Regions from separate parts of the Homo sapiens genome. Here region 1 is linked to region 2. The links are chromatin loops, found by intact Hi-C in ENCODE. Cell type or tissue: heart left ventricle. All regions are shown on one strand. Links, peaks and the distances in the headings refer to the core of each region. The heading gives the core; the rest is flanking DNA. Region 1 overlaps PBX3 (PBX homeobox 3). Region 2 overlaps MAPKAP1 (MAPK associated protein 1).

Region 1 (10,392 bases), core at 1,522-9,521, 200 kb after region 2:
ACTCTACCCTGAGGTATCTATTTAGAATAAATGCTTAACACATCAGCACTAACACATCAAGTTATATAAGGTTTTAGATTATCTTTTCCCTATTCGTGTTTGTGAACATCTTTAGATATTTATTAGTTCAATATTGACATTATGAGAATAATGTTTTGTTTTCTCAGCAGTCTTGTGTTTTAGCCATTTATCAGTGTGATCAGCATGATTTAGGTATTAACTGACTAACAAAGCTTACACATTACCACCACCTCCCCCTCAAGCCCGTGTTGACCTTTTCAAGCATTTGCTCTACTTCAGTAGGCCATTTGAGTCTTCAAGTATGAAGAGAGTAAATAATTTATATCACTATGTAGTATAAATTGGTAAAAGTTTTTCAGAACTAGCTATCTGATTTTTTACAAAGTTATTGAAGTTAATCAGACAAATTGCTATCACATCTAGTTGACAGTGCTATATTTAGCAAATAATAAGTAATTCTTGAATGAGCTACTGAAAAAATAAACCACCTTTTTATGCCTTCAAACTCAGAACATATTAAAAAATAAATTTCATTAATCTTCAACACTTGATTCTAATTATCCCTTTTGTAGGCAGAATTGCAACAAGAATTTCTTCTGTATTATTTTTTCATAGATATATTCCATAGTATAATATGTTTGTAGGTTTTAATGGTAACTAGTTTACTTTGGCACTAAATTTGAGTGTATATCTAGCAAAAAAATTGGTGTGATAGAATGTATCAAACTGAATTGGCGTAACTTTTTTTGTATAACTGTCTACGTAATAGTAACAGGTTAGTATGAAAGCAATTAAAAATATTTATGGATAAAAATAATTGTTAAAAGTTTTCTACTTCTTTCAACTTAAGTGCTTTAAAAATGTTAAGCTGTTTAGACAATAACTCTTTTTTAGTGATCATATTAATGAGGACTTGGTATACAATGTAATCCTTTTAATGCTGATGAGTCCTCACAATGTTTAAACCATTATTTGTGAGACTCAACATGTTATGGCAAAATGATTTTTTGTTTGTTTTGTTTTCTTTTATGTGATACATCAGTTTTCAAAGCATATTTCTTAGGCTTCAGAGTCCAGCAGGTGGCTTTTTACATTAAAAAATTCATAAATTTTAAAATCCCATAAAATTTTATTTCAAATTCAAATTAACTAATTGAGAATGTCAACATTTTCACTGTCTCTATATTAACATTTATAATAGAACAAATGGTTGCATATAGAAATTATCTGCAACAGTCTAAATTAAGATTCTAAACAGGCATTACAGATGCTGGTAACTTTGGCAATTATCATTTTGTTTGGTGAACAGTAGTAAAACAGTGTGCGGTAAAAGTGTTTAGAGAGAGAGGATAAATAAATTGAACAGTTTTGCAATGCAAAGTGGTTTGTGGTGTTTTTGAGGATTTCTTGGCTCTCTCTTAACTGCTATTGTGAGCCTGGAGCAGATTTCCCCATTGCTAATGCCCTAGAAGTATTAATTCACTTTGATATGCTAATTAGAGGGCATTATGCAAGAAATGAGATTAAGTGGCAGCATGAAGCCATTTGCCTGTCAGTAAATTGAGAGCTTTAGCATCAGGAGGAGCTTTGTTTTTTTTTTTTTTTTTTTTTTGAGTTTCTCTTGGTTTTGCATATAAATAAAATTGATTGAAAGGTCTAGAGAAGCTTCCAGAACATTGGTGGATTCTTTTTTCCCCCTCCTATGATTATTTAAATGAAATGTTACAGGATTTTTCTGAATATTAATTGACCTAATTGGAGATACTGAATATAAAGTTTTTATTGTAATGTTTCTGTATAAAAATATACTAAAATTTTTGTGTCACCTAGTCTTTTTTTTCCTAAAACATAATTTCATTAACATGGCTAATGAACTGTTTATCACTTATCTCTTCTCAGAAGTGTAAACTTCTGTGTATGGGCTTGTGCACCAATGTCACTAAATTGAACTTCACAAGGATATTTTCTTCACTAGGGAAGGAAGGAAGAAGTTGAATTGGGCTTCAGAAAACTATATTAAATGAGTATTAACATTCTGACTTGAATCCATAAAAGCTGTAACAATTATAATTCATGGTTAAACTGCCCTTTATACAACCTGTGGAATTTATATTTCAGCATATATCTTATAGGTAAGATTACTGATGACATTTTGTGTGGAAGATGGAATTTCATACTGGATTCAGATTTTGTTGACTTTTGTGGCCTAAGCTAGGCCTCTGAATTTTTCTCTATAAAGCTATTTTGTGATATTTCTTATATTCTGGGGAGAAATACATGAATGAATACTAGGATTGCTGTGGGGAAAGGGAGGAAGACAGACCTTCTGTGCCTACAAGAAGGTTAAGGTTTACTCAAACATGGAACTTCTATCTATAAACCATGCATAGAGGATGGAATTGCAAAATCCTGGCCTAACTGTATTTGCTGGGTATGGTTAGAAGGAAGAGGGTTTGGGTAAGGCATTCCTACTGGGGTTTAGTTCAAGTGTCTGAATTCCACCACTGTAGCTGTGACTCTGGACCCAGTAAACCATATCTTCTCTTCAGAGCCATGTGGATTATTTAGTCACCACAGCTGCCATGCATGCATACTACCAAGGCAGGCATCTCTTCGGTGTGCATGTGTGATGCCTGTTAATGGTAATGTGAGTTACGAATGTGCACAGAAAGGAGGATGAGTTTCTCCTGAGACAAAAGTCCTGATTACATTTCGCTGTGAAGACGACTTTTAGTGTACCTACCACATTAGCTGCTTTTCTAAATGAAACACTTGGTTACTTTAAATTCTCACTCCCTTCTCTGATTCCCTGAACTAGTTAAATCAGTGAATCCTCATTAGTCTCTGATTACTTGCAAAATTTCATTTAAAACATATGAAGTTATTTTTGATTGAAAAGGGAACAAAAAGCTTTTGAAATTGCATGTTATTATTTAAACAAAGGTTTCTACAGGCTTTCAGATGTACTAAGCCCTGCAAATAATTTATAGAGGAATTATTGGGAAGGACTTATGAAATTCTTGAATGGCATTTGATGGGGAGGAAATCATTGCATTAAAAAATATATATATTTGAAATGGCAAGCTTAAATGTGCATCTTACCTTTACTATCCAAGTGTCCTTAAATGAGGAAGAATTGACTTAGGTGGTCTTACAAGTTTCATTTTTCTTTCTTTTCTCCTCCCACCATTGTTTTTTTTTAAAAAAAAAACTACAGGTGAAGGTTGTTGGAATTCATAGTCAGATATATCATTTTCAACTTGGAATAGGAACTAGAGCAGGAAATTGATTTTATATTTATTATGAAAGCAAGAACTCTGCCACCAACTGACAGCCATCCATGTTTTAGTTTTGTGATAATTGTTCACAGACATTACTCTGTAGTTGGTCCAGATTATTTATAATGTTGATTGGGACTGTTGGTCCATTAAAAGATATGTGTGTAATTAATATCTTTAATTAAACCTAGTAATATTGGCATATTTTATTTTTCTTTTACACTGGATCTTGGGTCTAGGATTAACTGTCAGTACTGGTAAGAACAAGTTATAATAGATTGTGCAGTGATTTCTGTGGCTTCATGGATGTATTTATTACCATTTTTGAACAAATTACACTAACATGAAAAGTTGTATTTGAAATGATTGTGTGCTAGATAAGGTGATACATTACAGGAATGGTTGGGTTTATGGAGCTTTATGCAGAGGTTTTCTCAGAAATTATAGCACAGGGCTGTCACTATAAAACCCAGTGATACAGTTGGTAATAACATACAGTGAAGATATTTTTAGATTTTCACTTGTTATTCAAATAAGTGAGAAACCTCCAGTTTTTCTCATCATATTTCTTTGTTAGAATCAGTAGAGAAAAAAATGAAGGAAAATTCTTTTAACTGTGTATGAGGTGTGGGTGTTTGACTTGTCTGAATTTCCTCGTGTTCACCACTTGTTACAGCAGTGATGTGATACTGAGGATGTCCTTAGGAACTTACTGACTTCTTGGTTCTTGACCTTTTGACTGTGATCAAGTAGAGATACTGAATGCCTGAAAATGAAATGATGGACTCTATAAACATAAATTCTGTTCTGTCAATGTATTGCATGAACTAATTTTGATTTGCCTAAATTTATGGCATTTTGTATTCAATAAAGGAAATATTTCTTACTTTCAGTGTAATCAGTATAATGTTATAGTTCTAACATCAAACCAGTTTCCTTTTTTTTTTGACTGATTATCATTGTGGCTGCTTTTTAATTACTGTGATTATTATGTTACTTTTAAATTTCTAATATTTTGCAGAATATTGACATGCCATCTAATAGTGTTTTCTAAAGACTGAACTTTAATCAGTATGAGTGCTTTAACTTGAAAATTAGGAGTTCAAAGTTTTCGTTTAGATGACTGATGTTCAGTGAGTGAATAATTTCAGAAATATAAACATTTTCCAATATAAAAAAGTAGCTGTCAACCATTGTAATGTGAAAAAAAGATAAGATGTTCCCATAAAGTTTTCCCTTTCAGTTTTAAATGTTAGAATTGATGGCCAAGCTGTAGAATTTCTAAACCTCTTCTTCCTTAAGCGATTATAATTTGCTGAACTTTAATGCAGCATGCTGAAAAAATAAGCCTCTCCCCTCCAGAAGATTCCATTCATTTAATAATGATAATAAAAATTACTGCCATTTATTGAGCAATGTCTGTGTGCAGCAATGTCTGCGTGCTGGGTGCTTTACATGCATTTCTTTAAAAAAAATTCATGCTTTAAATCTAAAGTAATATATACTTATTGGGAAAAATAATATAATGCTGATGACATATTATTTCTTAAACTTGTAGCAATGCTCCAAGGTAGGTATTTTAATTCTCAATTTGCATATGAGGAAGGTGACACTGAGAGGTTAAGTAATTTGTCCCTGATCCCATAGTGAGTGACACCCCAGGCTGTCTTTGCTTCAGAGGTGGCAGCAGAACTACTCAACTTAGGCAGAGAAAGTAGTGGAAATGGTTGATTCAAAGATGGCAAAACCTGAGCTTAAAAAAATGTGGTCAGGTCCAGAGTGACACTGAGTGGCAGCAGAGCTGTGGTCAGCACTAGTGTAAATATTTGTAGACAACCATGTTTTACAGACTTCAGTTTAATGGCAAAAATCTGCCCTAAATGCCTCAGTAAATATATGCTGGAGAACAGAAGCCTATTCACTGAAGAAACAATTGACTTTAGCTTTTCTGTTGTTAAAGTGGCCCCTAGTGATAGTGCTGCAGTGACTAGATAGAGCAGAGGAGAATGGCTTCCTCCTGGCTGGTGGGCTGGCAGTTTCACTGGCACTGCCAAATGTACTTCCTATTTGTTGTGCAAGGGAATTGGAACAGTGAGGCATTTATCATATCATCCCCTACTCCTCATGCAAGCAAAAAAGGAGAAGTTGTCAATGAAAGAAAAAGAACTGTAATCGCACATTTACATATGCTTCTAATTGTTGATTTGGGGATTTTCTATGAATATAGCTTCACAAAACAGATGCTGTTTAAGAAAAGGGGGAACATAATTTTGTGGGCAATGAATTAAGTGTTTTTGTGGCCCTCTCATCCGTAGCTAGGAGCAGTTTGTGGACCGCGTCTGTGAACGCGGCTCATAATTGTTTTTCACACATAAGTTATGCAAATGAGCTTTTATGGCAACTGGCATAACAATTAGCATCCTCCAGCAATATTTTAGCAGGTTAATTGCAAAATTTCTAAATTGTACATCTGACTTGTTAATTAGGCATGACAGAGGTGGTAAAATAGTTATCTTCAGGCAGTGGCAGCCAGGAGCTGCTTGAAATGCAAAGAGCAACGATTGATTGGATTTGAGGGTTACAATTGTGGGAGCACTGCTGTTGTCAAGTGCCGCTGAGCAGCTCTGCTCCATCAGTTGCCTCAGAGCAAGAACTCGGTAGTTGCTGCGAGGATCCTGCCATTTACAAATCTGCTTTATTTAACTCTGCAACTCTTCCATTCCAACCTATCTGAGCAGTTTATTTCACGCGGTTTGTTCTGCGTTGGGATCATTAAAACGAGATGGCAACACAAATTATTTTGTGCTCGAATTTCAGGACGCTGAAAGTTTACTTTCTATTTTAAAGTTCATCTCAACATTTTTCTCTTAAAATAGAAAAAAAGTCATAAATTCCCTATTTTAATTAAATTGTAAATTTCAGTTCTCAAGACTTCATATGTGATTATTTGCTTTTTAATGATTTAACTCTTTTAAACAGTGCATCTTTTTGTGCTTCATAGGTTCATTGCAGGAAAATACTGTTTGTGTATTTTAGTCTTAGGTTTTTTTTTTGAGACATAGGAGAAGAAAAGAATCTGATGTAAGGGTTTCATACAGTGGACAAATTCATTTTGCTTGTAGAATTTATAAAATAATATTAGCATGGCATATTGTGATGATATTGTATACCACTATTAGAATTCTATCTACAGTATGTTTTAAAAATTATTTTTTCAAAATTGTATTTAAATTTCTGTGGTCTATTTCATAGTTTTACTTGGATAGTAACAATAATTTGGTAAACATAAACATTAGTGAACACAGCATGATGGCACATTGTGCATCTGATTGTGCCAAAATGAACCATACCTTTTGTGTTTAAATTAGGCTAATTACATTTTTCTGTGCATATAAGTACCTACAAGTACACTGAATATGAAGTTAAGCATGTGTGAAATTTGATGTCACCTTTGAATTCACATATATTTTCTTGATTAAGCCACGTTGTGTGTAATGTTGAAATGTCATATTTTCATTTAAAAAGTAAATGTTCTACATGTGCAGCTGTACCAATATTTTACATTTTCTTATGACATGTGTATATGGAGGAAGTGCCATTTATGATATGTTGTCATCAATAATTTTGTCACTGAGAATAAAAGGCTTTAAACTCATCCACCCACTGGAACGTTTTATCATATTTATTTTAAGAGATATGAAATTAGTGAACAATTGAGCTTTTTATATTTAGGAGATGCAAATGTAACTGGATATTTACCATTAATGAAGTGCAACATAAATATCTCAGTGCCAATAAATTATACATAGCAACAGTGTATTCTATAGACATCTAATAAATAGTTTCTTTTTTCTTTTTTTTTTTGCTAGATCCTTTAGCTACATTCTTTATTATGGTCTAATTTACAGCCAATGGTGATATTTAATATTGGTTAACTTTTTAGAGTGATCTATTGCATTTGAAAATATTGTATTTTGAGTAAGAGTAAAACATTGTTCCATATCATTACATTTACTGATTAAATGCTCACTGATTTTTATCCATCACTATTCCACAATTCAAGCAAGAGTTTACTACAGTAATGCTTCAGTGGATAATATTTGGAATAGAGTAACCATTTTAATGAGGTTCATCGAGAGAGCTTCAGCAGGGAGCATTTCAGGTGTATTATGGCTTTTGTCTTGTCATGATGCATGTCTCCGTAACATTAGAGAAAAAGCTACAGGGCCCCACTCATCTCAGTTAATAATAATAATAATTTTAAAAAGTCAAAACAATAACACAAAACCCCTACCTTTCTAATAAAGTGTGAATAGAAAGATACTAAGAACAGGCAGCACTATGTGTTTTTAGGAAACTTGCTAAGTAAATACCATTTCTGTAGGTTAAATTTCCATCACATTTTTAACTGTCCCAGTATTGATCACCCTATAGAGGAATGAGACTGAAGTCTGGTAGTTATTAGTATAAAGAGGGTCAGCTGCAGAGACTGGTACCGAGTAGAGGCTCTCATGGTAATGATGCTGCTATTTATAGATCCCCATTTCATTAGTTGCAGAGTTTCAAGGAAGAGATTTTCTCTAGGGGAAATGGATACTTGAAGTTCATTTTCTTCCTCATATTAAGGCAAAAATGTGAACAACCTTCAGTATAGGACATATGATTACAGTATTTTTGCAGGGGCAGTTTATATTCTAAATATATTTGCAATAGTGAATGTTGTAAATTTAAAACAATGTAGAGATTCAGAAATGTTAGTTGCTATTCTGGCTGAGTGCTACTTTACGTACATTGTTTTATTACCCTTCTTGTCATTTTTTTTCTTGTAAAAATTACTAAATTTTCAGGAACTGCAAAGCTGAGTACAATCATGACTGTATTCCCTTTCTTTAGAGTGCTGTAAGGCCTTTAAGAGAGTTAACTGATTGCAAGAAGTGTAGTTCCCCAAAAAATATAGTCCACCCACTATGTGTATCTGTATATATTTGTAATATAGGTAATTGTGCTTTCCTTCTCAAATTCTTTACCTTTGAGTTATTTTTTTCCCTTTAAGAGAATATTTACTTAGTTAGTATTCACTTAATTAGAACTGACTGTTTAATGTTTTCTGGGAGGGTATTTATGGTATTTTCTTTGCTATATTTGCATTCCAGAAATTAAGTCCCCCTGCCATTATTCGGTGAGCCTTTCATACATTAGAATGATGAATTGAAAGCAGAAATGGGAAAAAGACTGCAATGCAATGAAAATTTAATCAGCGTCTTCTGCTGCTTTAATAAGGCAAATAATTCTTATTGGCCGCTGTGTTAAGGTTTCTAATATTTAATTCATAACAAACCTTGCATTATTCTGCAGTAGCATCGACAGATCCACTTTGCTGCCTGCCAACAGGCAACCATAAAAACTTAAAAGCAGATGTAAATGTCTAAAACAAGGAGAATGATTCGATCTAAAGCGGTCAAAAAAATCAACAATATTGTGAAAGAGTTTGATGGATCTCTATATTTAGTGATGCAAAAATGATATTAATTAAACTCACTTGAGCAGATTTTTTTTTTGGACTTAGAGGTAACCTTTTACAAAGCATAGCCTTTAGTGCCTAGTCAAAGACTTGGAAAGAAAGCAAATGTCAATACAATGTTGGTAATAAGCCTCTTTAAACTGGACACAAACTGTGCCATTTATATTGGAAGTATCTGGTTTATATTCCTGTGTATATGCAGTCTCTCAGCAAATACAGTGCTGAAATTGAGCCAATGGCATAAAATATTTTATCTTCAATTAGCCCAGTTTGAGAAAAGCAATAGCTTTTGCAGTCTAATTTTTCTTTGAAATGCCCTTTGTGGGGGAAAAAAATTGTCACAGGATTACAAGGCATATATGTTTTTATTTCATAACCTGAATTTAATGATTTTGTAATAATAGCATTAATCTTTCTAGATTACCATCTTTTTGTGTGAGGTTGTGTTGGGCATTAAGTTTGAACCTGCAGAAATGAACAAAAAGATATTGTTACCGATTACATGTAAACAGCCTGAATCATTCAAAGGGATGTGGAGAAGAGTATTTCTATAGTGTGAAGCCAGAGAAAATGGCAACCTGCCAAAGCTAGGTGCAAGCTCTTGTTACATGGAAGGGTTGGGCCTGTTCTCATTTCTTCTTGAAATGGCTTAATTGGTGTCAGCACCCCAGGGATAAAGGCCTCTAACACTGAAATCCACACGATTCACCCTGTCTCTGCTCAGTGTAGGGAAACTGGTAACAACTGGTGGTGAATGAGGAGCGAACGGTGCTGTAACAATACTCGATGATGTTTGGGATGACAGAAATTAATACGCACTTGCTTGAAGAAAGCAATGATTAATGGCAGTGAGCACGGGAACGCTGTCCCTCCTTTTACTCCACTTTGATGGGGATTGAAAAGCAAAAGGCTGTTTTCATTCTCTGTGGAAAGCAGAGGTCACACAGAGTACATTATAGCAATTTTTCCTCTCTGGTTTTTTTATTTCATAAATATTATGATAAGCATAGATTAGATAGATTTTTTTGTGGAAGCTTAAAAGGATATTTTATGTCATTTAAACGTTGTTTATGCATAAAGAAATCACACATTCTTTTCTTCACTTGTTAGATCATTTCCCTTCATGTCAGAATAATTAGTGTAATTAGAAATTTTAAAAGCCTGCAAACATGAAATTGTATTAATGCTGCTTACTATTTTACAACTGGAATCAAAAGAGCTTAGTTTTCTAAAGACTGCAAGGACAGGGCGGGGATAAGAGTGTTGCAGGGGCTTTCACCTTTTTCCTGCCCCTCCCCCTGGTTTTTCTCAGTGAATGTTTGATGTAAATATATTTTGCAAGGTACTTGCACTTGTCAGCAGCTTTCTTAGCCATTTGATAAAGATTCTTTATCCTACAAGAAAGCCTGAAATAACAGAACTGTACTTTGGATAATGAATTCTTCATCTGTGGAGAACTTTAAAACAAAGTACAGTGTTGGCATTTTTTTCTTTTGAGTGAGAAGGCTGATATATCTTTTGGATCCGACAGGAAGACATAAATTAATAGAGTTCTGGAGTTCAGTTTCTCAT
Region 2 (10,392 bases), core at 1,123-9,122:
AGCCCACTTATGTATAGACCAAGCAACAGATAAAGTAGAGTGACCAATCTGGTTTACCTAGGATGGAGGAAGGGGTTGGAGGTGAGCATCAGGGAGTGCTCATAGATTCAGGACTTTCAGTTTTGAAACAGGGAGAGTCCTGGACAAACCATCACAAACTGATCATACTAACAGAAAGCGTGGTGGGCCAAACGTAAAGTAGAGTTTTCTAGGTTAGGAGCGGTGGCTCATGCCTGTAATCCTAACACTTTGGGAGGCCGAGGCAGGAGGACTGCTTGAGCTCAGGAGTTCAGGACCAGCCTGGGCAACACAGTGAGACCTTGTCTCTACTAAAAATAGAGTTAGTTGGGCATGGTGACACATGCCTGTAGTTCCAGCTACTTGGGAGGCTGAGGCAGGAGGGTCCTTTGAGCCCAGGAGTTTGGGGCTGCAGTGAGCCATGATCACATCACTGCACTCCAGACTAGGCCACACAGCAAGACACTTATCAAAAAAAAAAAAAAAAAAAAAAAGCATTTTCTAGTAAAGAACATTTAAAATTTATGTGTTTGTGTGGGGGGACACATTATAAATCAATTGGCCCACTAAAATAATGGACGAGTAGTTAAAAATACACTGTTTAAAAGGATGTTAATCGTGATGTCTCATATGAAAATCAAAAGACTCAAGTTGACAAGTAAAACATTTAACACCCAATTAAACCCAACATCAGCAATGTTTAATTTCAGCAAAACATCATCTGTTACATTAAAGTTGTTAATTTGTATTTTATTAACGTTATAATTTTATCTGTATTTAGTTTGTAATTTTGTTTAGGTTGTGTAAAAACACTGAATTTATAGCTAAACATTACAGAACTTTGTATTTGCATGTATCTAAGTAGCATTATTAAAAAACTCATTTGGATAAACATTGAGACTTTAGGAGAATTTATTTCCCTTTAAAAGAGTTCTGTACATAACTTACATTTAAGAAACTCCCTCATGACAATTCCATGAGATAGTTACTGTTACCCAAATTTTAAAGATGAAGAAACTGAGACTTAACAAAGGTAAGTAAAATTGTCTAAGGTCATGCATGTAGCAAGATACTATTGAAGCTGAAACATGAACCCAGGTTTGCCTAAATTCAAAGTCTGTGCTGCCGCACTTAGAGGGAAAGATGGTACTGGAGCCCCGGGAATAGCCGGTGTGAGGGCCTCTAAAGGTCAGAAGGCGACATGGGCTTCCTGGTATTTGAAAGGCAGGAACGGGTGTAAAAAAGGGGAAGAGGTCTTAGAAAGCAAGGTGGGACACACTGCTGGGTCAGGTGTCCTCCTGGCAGCCCACAGACACCTGAAGTTTCAGTCATTCCTTCTCCATGAAGCCCTGTGCTGGGTGCTCAGGATACAGAGAGACAATAAGACTGTGCCTTCCTAGTCTTCAAGAAGTTAATGGTCTTGCTACTAACTCAGAGGATGTGTGCTCATAAGAGGACTCATTTGAAAGTATGTAGATCCTCGATGTTTACCCACTGCCCATGTTCACTGAAAGTTATTCCAATTCAGCTTTTTCAGTCCAGCTGAGCAATGTCCACCTAAACACTACCCCTCCTCTGCTATAAAACAAAGTCGGAGAAGAAAAATGTAGAAGTGGCAGAGATCTACTCAGTAACCCATTCAAGAAATACGTGTGACAGATCTATCACAGTAATGGAGTGATGGTGAGTATTGTGGGCACAGATAATTCAGTTCTTGCTCTCCAAGGGTTGTTTATTAATAGTAACAATAACAGCAGCTAACACTAAGATGATGCGTACATATGCTAAACACTGTTCTAAGTGCTTCAGATCTATTAACTCATTTAATCCTCATAACTGATCTGTGAGGTAGGTATTATTATCTCCATTTCACTGAGCCACAGAAAAGTTAAATATTCATCCAGGACCACACACACTAGTAAGGGCAAGGCTAGGATCGGCATCCAAGCGATCTGGCTCACAGCCCACCATGCTGTCACCTACTGCACTATAGCAGTGGCTGAATGTCAGCCTTAAGACAGTGAGATTCACAGGTTAAACCAACACCAGATTCCCCAGCCTCAATCTTTCAGCAGAGGGTTGGAAAGGGCATGGACTTTAAAGTCAGGGATGGCGTCAAATCCAGGCCTAAGAACAATATTGCTCACCCTCAGGTTCCACGCCTCTAAATTGTTCATAAAAACTGGGCTATTTTGGGATTAAGTGAGATAGCATATGCATAGTTGGCCCTTAGTAAGTATTAGTTCACTCCCTATGTCAAACCTACTTGCCTCTTTCTGTTTCAGCTTAGTGTCTTCCCAGCCACTTCTTGTCCCTCCTCTACTGGGAGACAAATGGAAGGAGGAAAGGGGGGAAATGACGAGGAGGAGTAGTTACGGCTTTATTTATTTTGCTGGGATTTCCTTCTCTGAAACTTTAGACACATCCCTACAGACTCCTGAAGGTCTGCTCTGTTCTGCATCTGTAGGAGAAGCTTTACTAACTTAGAATATAGACCAGAAAGGCGAGTAAGAGGTTGCTGAACCAAGAAAATACACACAGGGCAAACGGTCAGTAATCTGTACTATTTCATCAGACGACTGAGAAAAAGAAAATTTATTGACACTTTTGTTCTTAATGCTCACATATAAAGATTTCACTTTACCTCGTGTTTTCAGAAACACTCCAGACACATCAAATAAACTCTCTTGAATTTTAAAATAGAAAAAGGATTGACTGGGCTATGTGTGTGTCTGGGAGTGGGAACACAGGGATGGGAGTAATTCAGGATCAAAAAACAGAGTATTAAGTTTAAAGCAGTTGTTACTCTCTGCCTTCCCCCTCCTTCCTATTCTCCAGAAGGCAGGGTTCATAGTGAAACACTGTGTAGTCTTAGATGCCCCTCCTGGAAAGGCATATGAATCCTAGCCCCACTCCACTCTACTGAAAACTCAGTGATTTAAAGCCTCTTGCTTTAAAAAAGGACTTCTGGTTCAAAAGACTGCTATGATCATGTGTTAACATTCATGTAGAAAAAGTTCTAGTCATATTAATAATCAATAAAAATGCAAGTAAAAACTATCGAAATGCCACTGTGTATATCTTTTAGAGTAGAAAAAAAAACTTCTAATACCTTGTAATGGTAAAACTATAAAAATGATTTTAGGAATTCTGTTGGTAACATTGTAAATTAGGACATCTTTCAGAGGGCTATTGTCAATAAAAAGTGAGTCTAAAGATGTTTTTACTCTGACCAATAATCCTACTTACAAGGCATGATCCTAAGGAAGTTGTTCAACAGAATAAAAGGTATATAGATAATGACCATCATCATCAAATTACTTATTAAAACCACACAAGGAAGCAATCTAAATATTCTGTGATCGGCTTCCACTACAACCCATACACTTTTCTTTTATACTGCTTATCACATTTTAATTATTTGACAACTGTCTCACTACTAGATAGTAAGCTCCATGAGGGTAGTGCTGTCTCTGCCTAGATCTCTGGCACATAAATACAGACTGTAGGAATTAAGAACAAATACTGAAACGTTTATAATTTATTATTTTTAGATGGAGTCTCACTTTGTCGCCCAGGCTGGAGTGCAATGGCGCGATCTCAGCTAACTGCTACCTCCGCCTCCCGGGTTCCAGCGATTCTCCTGCCTCAGACTCCCGAGTAGCTGGGATTACAGGTGCCCACCACTGCATCCGGTTAATTTTTGTATTTTTAGTAGAGACGGGGTTTCACCATGTTGGCCAAGCTGGTTTCGAACTCTTGACCCTCCTCGGCCTCCCAAATCCTGGCCTGCCTCGGTCTCCCAAAGTGCTGGGATTACAGGCGTGAGCCACTGCGCCTGACCTAATTTAATGTCAAGTAAAAATAACACAAAAATATGTGTGCTACAAGTGAAACTGAGTAACATATACACACGATTATTATACAAGATTAAAAATAGTTAAGATGGAGGCATCATTGGCCAACTTTTCAATTATTTTAAATATCCTTTAAAGTTATTTTAGTACCTCTGAAATGAAAAAGCAGGAAAAAATTTGCTGTTATTTACACCAAACTTGACCTTGTAGTAGGGATGAAACGGCCACCATGAAAGCCTGAGGGCCCACTCCCCAGCTTACCCCCAGGTACTCAGTTATTCTTTCTTTGCTCAAGGGTAGAAAGAGCCAAAATACTCATATATCATATGTAGCATAACCCTATTTTCTGTAACAATCTCAAACAAAGGCAGTATGTTGAGAGAGACAGGGAAATGTCTTCTAAAGCAATCCCTTTTGAGCAGTGAATTTGCTGGTTACTAACAGCAGGGGGTGCCAAAGGGATCGCTATTGTTCCCAGGAGACAGCCATGAGAAGGACTGCTGAGGCCTAGGTTGAAAAAAAGCTTAGGTTTGAGAGTAAAATCCAAATGCAGCAGGTTTTCCCTTAACAACTGGGACATGTGGATAAAACTCAGGAGCTCATAAACTTGAATGGATAAAAACTACATTTTAATTTTCACTAACTTCTAATATTTTGCATTTCCTTGATTTATAAGTGTAGGCAAACAATCACAGCAGAATCACAGTGCCAGTGACTCTGTCATGAACAGAAGTCATAGCTAACACTACAGCACATTACAGCTGTTGCAGATTTCTCAAATACCATTTATGCTCATCACCGCTTTGAAACAACAGGCTTCAGGAGTTACTGTTAGGTATACAGCTGGATATTGTTTAATCTACTAGTAAAGCCACACATATTACTATATCATGAATTTGTTCAATAATCTGATAACTTTAAATAACAGAATACTTTTATATTCCAGTGGATTTTATTTTATGCATTTACACACGCTTTTCTGAGAAAGGCACAAAAAAAAAGCTGAAGACATGTGCTCAGTCTCAAGGCAGGCAACTGACAGGGAAGGTCAAATTTGGTCTGAGAGAAAATTATTTTAAGTCACAAGAGAGAAGTGGCCACAGTGCACATTTTCAGTTAGTGTGTATTCCTCGCAGAGAAGGTGCAAACCTAGAAGTTTTGCTTCACAGGCTCCCAGTGCACCAGTGTTTCCAGAGGCCTGGCTCTGGACATGCCGTTCAGAGATCTGCTTCACACAATGTGCCACTGCAAAGCAGTCTGCGTAGCCTAGGTGCAGAGGCATGAAATACAATGCGAATGTCGTCCTCAGCATCTCTCTGGGAGTCATCGTTATTACCAGTGGACTCTCCAGATGCCAAATATCATTTATTTGATGAACAAAACCAAAATCAGATCCAAAATGCTAGAAGGTTGGGATGAGATACCGAGAGAAGTAATAGAGTCAGTACTCACATTCGAACAAAGAGTGACTCTTTGGATGTCAGACCAGGAGATGAGTACTTTTCAACCAGGGCCAAAGTACTGAAGCCAAACTTATGAATGGGCTCATTGGAATCCAGCGGGGGGAAATCGGTGTCCACCTCCCCATCATCCTCAGCAATATGCAGGCAGTAGGCACTGACATTGTCACTGAAAGGAAAACCAAAAAGGCGAGTGAATACCAAGGTAGGGAAGGGACAAGAAGACCAGAGGGTATGGTGCACAGCAAGCAAATTGAGGAGACTGCTTTTCTTTACCCCAAGCCTGGTGATACAGTAAAAAATCCCAAATCCTACTTCATTTGATAGAGAGAATACACATGGCAATGCAAAGGGGAGAAAAACAGTGTGAAATGAAGGTCTTTATACTACTCTATTCTTGCAACATTCACTGAGCCCTATTGCAGCTACGACAAAGAACCTAACCTCTTAGATCAAAGGTGAGATTTAGTATCAGCCCTAAAAGCAGCTTACAGCATAGTAGGGAGGAAAAGTAATAAGCATTACACTAGCTACAATACAAATGTAAAAAATATATATATAAAACAGATACAAACAAAACTGTAAAGGGGGGAAGATTATCTGGCCTCGGGGAAGGCAGGGGTCAGAGGCCTTTGATTTATGGTTAGGATTAAGAAAATATCTGGACAGGCATGGTGGCTCATGCCTGTAATCCCAGCACTTTGGGAGGCTGAGGCAGGCAGATCGCTTGATCCCAGGAGTTCAAGACTAGCTAGGCAACATGGCAAAACCCCATCTCTGCTAAAATACAAAAATTAGCCAGACATGGTGGTATGCGCCTGTAGTTCCAGCTACTCAGGAGGCTGAGGTGAGAGGATCACTTGAGCCCGTGAGGTCGAGGCTGCAGTGAGCTATGATGGTGTTACTTCACTCCAGCCTGGGCAACAGAGTTAAGACCCTGTCTCAAAAAAATAAAATTAAAATTAAAAAAGAAAATATTTGTGCTCTAGATCAGGAGAAATACTCAAGGTAACCAAGACAATCCATACAGTTCTCCCTTCTCTAAAGAGTATCTAAGTCAGTTGGTAGAATCTGACTTCAAACACCATGGATCCTTAGCAGAGTAAAAGCAAATGACTGGATTAGTCCTGACACAGATACCTGGTCCTCTTGACTACTTCTGCACACTTCCCACTCCCTAGAATGTCCAGACAGTACTCCCAGATTGCAGTCTTGCCCAGTTTAGAATCAACACATACCCTCTTTGGGGGAAGTAAAAAGTTGATCTGTTCAAAGAGGATGGGAAACTATACCAACATACAGACAGTGTAAGAGTGCAATCAATTCAATTGCTCCAAACCGCAAACCTGCGAGCTTCAGAATTATGCTAGCTTCAGAAGCAGGAACCCAATAGCTCACAAGGCAGTAGAATTCTAAATTCTGCAGCTTAAGTTTGGAGTTTTAATTACATGATTGATGCTTAAATTAATTAATTGCAAAGTGTATGCTAATTGTTTAATTGGTTGGTTGATCTATATAGATCATTTTTTGAATTAAATGAGTTGATTTACCAAGTTTATTGACTGGATGTGACAATGAATTATTTCACTGACTACCTGACTTGCAATTTTCCCAATTAATTCACAAATCTTTAGCTGCAACTCTGCTTATTGCAAGAGAGGGAGCCTACTTCAGGCGATCTATACTCAGTGAGTCTGTCATGACTAAGAGATATTTATTATAAAAAACAAGTAATAAGGACAAATTAAAATTAATGGAAACTGTAAATTTGCTAAATGGATTGATAACAAGAAAGTAATCTAGCTATGTTTGTCACTTTACATTTCAGGTATTTGTAATGCTGTTAAGATATTTAAAATTCATCTTTGAATGGCATGGGAAACTTTTGGATCTCTGCAGCCGGGTACTAACTTAAAAACAGAACAATTAGAGAGGCAAAAGAAAGCACTTTGGATGAGGAAAATGTCATGGTATACTGGCTAAGAGAGCTCTGTGGTCAGAACGAGTTCAAATTTCAGCTCCATGGCTCATGGCTATGTGATTTCAGAGAATAAGCTTCACCTCGAGTTTCAGTTTCCACTTCTATAAAAAGGGTATAATCGTCCCTCAGAGATTGTAAAGATTAGATCAGATAATATATGTAGTGTCTGGCATGTAACAGAAGTAAAAAATAAATGGGAAGGTAACTATAATAAGAAAGTCATATGGAAACTAACTTATAGTTGCACCAATCCTTAAACACAAATTGTGGATGCATATTAAGCAACAATGCATCTGAGCAGCATGTTCTATGTACACACAACTGTAATGGGAGTCAACATGTCCACTGTGTTCCAACCTTGGAACCTTGGGTCACTGAGCCCCCAGGGTTTTATGAACAGGGCAGACATGGATGGAACAAGCAACAGACAGCACAGATTATTTATTGCCATGTAAATCAACCTGAGGAATGTTTGATTCTCCAGCATCACAGAGGTTCAGGGGCAAATAATAAGCCTATTGATCAAAGCAGAAAAGTCCAACAATGATATCAGAAGAATTCTGCTTTGATTGTTAAGGGACATCCCCAAATCCTCTCAAAACAAATTCAATAAATATCACAGGCTAAGATTTGAGATGCAAAAGGTTCACTGCCAAGTGCTATTATTCTCCCCAGTTCTTAAATATGAAGTGTGAAATCATTCATTCAAAACACATTTGTAAAGTGCCCCCCTGGGCTGTGGCCTGTCCTGAGCATCAGGAACAGAGGAAGGAAAAGAAGACTGATTCCTGCCATATTATACAAGATGAATAGAAGCCTCTTCTGGGTCATCAGTAAAGTCTAGCAGTAAATAGTGCTCCAACTCCTCTGACCCCTTAATTGAAAATCTGAGGAGATAATGACTAAAATTCTATATTCTACACATGGACATACTGGTTCCTTTGGTGCTTTTATAAAGGAATCATTAGTAAAAGAAGCTACTGTGATATTTTGACTTCTAAAACTGCTTCAGGACTCCAAATTAGTACTAGTACAATACCAGCAGTATCATTAGCTACATTTATTGAGTACTATAAGCCAGACACTCTGCAAAGCGGCTTAGATATATAAGCTCACTGAAACTTCACATCAACTTTGTAAATGAATCATTTATATTTCTATTTTACAAATTAGATAACTGAGCCTCAATAGGATTAGGTAGCTTGCTCAAGATTAAACAGCATGTAAGTGACAGGGCTGAGATTCAAATCCAGGCAGCCAAGAGCTGTCCCTCTTGACCCCCACCCATTCCTCTGCCAAAGCCACAGTGTGTCAAGACTTCCTGAGGCACTTGAGAACCCAATCACCTATGGAAATATGACACACTTTGATGAGAAGAAGGAAACCATGACATATTACTTATAAAAAGTTAGATTTAGTTCAACCTCCTTGCTTTTACAGATGGGAAATGGAGGCAGAGAAAAGAGGGATAACATGCTCATGATCACCCAATTAAACAGAGGCAAAGCTGGTCTTGAAAACTCTGGTGTCCCCACTTCTTGTCCATTATTCTTTAAACAAATAAAAAACTGGTGGACTTTGAAATGGGGAGAGAAAAGAAAGGGGGCAGCTCTGGTCCCTGCCTCAGGAAACCCCCCGATACAGACATCTCAGAGTTTACAACACAATGGAAACAGGGGCACTTCCCATGACACAGCTTGGTGGAAAGAACAGGGATTTTGCAGACACAACTGGTTTTAATGCTAACTCAAATTCTTAGACCAAATCTCTTTGAGCTCCATTTTCTTATCGGAAAAACAGCTTTCCTTGATTTCTCTAGGAGAATAGCTTGGATCTCCGAAATTCAAGCAATTCTCCTTTGTGGTCTTACAAAATTTGGTCAATATTTCTGTATATCACTAATCATATTGCTTTTTCCTATTTCTGCATCTGTATTCTAAAGAGCAAGGATTCTTCTATTATCTCTCCATACTTACTAAAGAGTAAAATGACTGGCATTTAGAAGGTACTTAACAAACATTTGTTGAATAAATGAAGATATGAATGTGTAGACTCAATCACTCTATGAAGAAAGCAAAGGGTATTATTATTATTATTATTATTATTATTTTTGAGATGGAGTCTTGCTCTTGTCACCCAGGCTAGAGTGCAATGGCACGATCTCTGCTCACTGAAACCTCTGCCTCCCAGTTTCAAGCGATTCTCCTGCCTCAGCCTCCCAAGTGGGATTATAGGTGCCTGCCACCACACCTGGCTAATTTTTGTATTTTTAGTAGAGACAGGGTTTCGCCATGTTGGCCAGGCTGGTCTCGAACTCCTGACCTCGTGATCCACCCGCCTTGGCCTCCCAAAGTGCTGGGATTATAGGCGTGAGCCACCATGCCCAACCAGCAAAGGGTATTATTAGTGAGGTATGTGTTAATGAGAAGAGGGAAAGTAATAACCTTCTTTTTGTGTTCTTGCTTTTCACAGTGATATCTGTTAACCAAATAGGGCTTTCTAGGCAATGCACATGTGTCAAAGATTGTAATTCAAGACTAGAGGAGAAGGCAGCACAGGCAAAGGTGAGGATGAAAGGGGAATTTTTATAGTCCATCAAGATATGAATACTGGCATCTCACTTTTTATGGAGAAAAAACAGAAATGATGATACTATGTAAAAATTTTCAATTGTCACACATGAAAAGACTAGAAATAAATGTAATGTACCAAATGGGTTAAGTTTACACATACATTTAAGTCACGAGCCCTCTTTTCCTTCTAATTTTATACACTTTCCAAATATCCTGAGTACATATAACTTTTATTTTCCTTTCTTTATAAAAGATTTATTTTTGATGAGGGTAGCACATTTTTATTGTGCACAATTTAGAAATTTGAAGCAGTATGAAGAATGCAGGGAAATCTCTTAGCCCACCACACAGAGAATCACTTGTCCTGGAGACCCTGAGCATTGTCAGCCTCACTCACGTCCCCTTGTTCCTAAGTGGTCATTTTCTCTACCGAGTTCTGGAATTATGAAGGAAGTAACCATATCTACTGCATAAGGGTCTTGTAAGGATTGAATGATTGAATT

What was found. Hi-C counts contacts between places; a loop is a spot of excess contacts. Peaks named below come from ENCODE experiments on the same cell type or tissue, not always from the same donor. Only the 100,000 strongest peaks of a DNase experiment are listed, where the experiment ranks them.
Region 1: it touches region 2 in a loop (2.7-fold over the local background); 29 of 110 quality-filtered maps call a loop at or near these places.

The regions. Positions count from the first base shown.
Region 1 is chr9:125,754,062-125,764,453 of GRCh38, forward strand. All of the region lies in intron 2 of PBX3 (PBX homeobox 3), which reads left to right. Among named protein-coding and RNA genes, the nearest start is that of PBX3, 12 kb to the left of the region's middle. RefSeq lists enhancers at 594-2,032, 4,652-6,313, 6,535-9,102. In heart left ventricle, for the core only: no CTCF peak of the experiment used is centred there; a DNase peak (open chromatin) is centred at 5,332; H3K4me3 peaks cover 1,095 bases.
Region 2 is chr9:125,554,306-125,564,697 of GRCh38, forward strand. It overlaps MAPKAP1 (MAPK associated protein 1), which reads right to left. Exons shown (of 12, transcript NM_001006617.3): 6 at 5,328-5,504. LOC105376272 (a long non-coding RNA gene) reads left to right here and starts at 9,430. Exons shown (of 4, transcript XR_007061777.1): 1 at 9,430-10,392. In heart left ventricle, for the core only: a CTCF peak has its summit at 4,320 (motif pointing right); no DNase peak of the experiment used is centred there.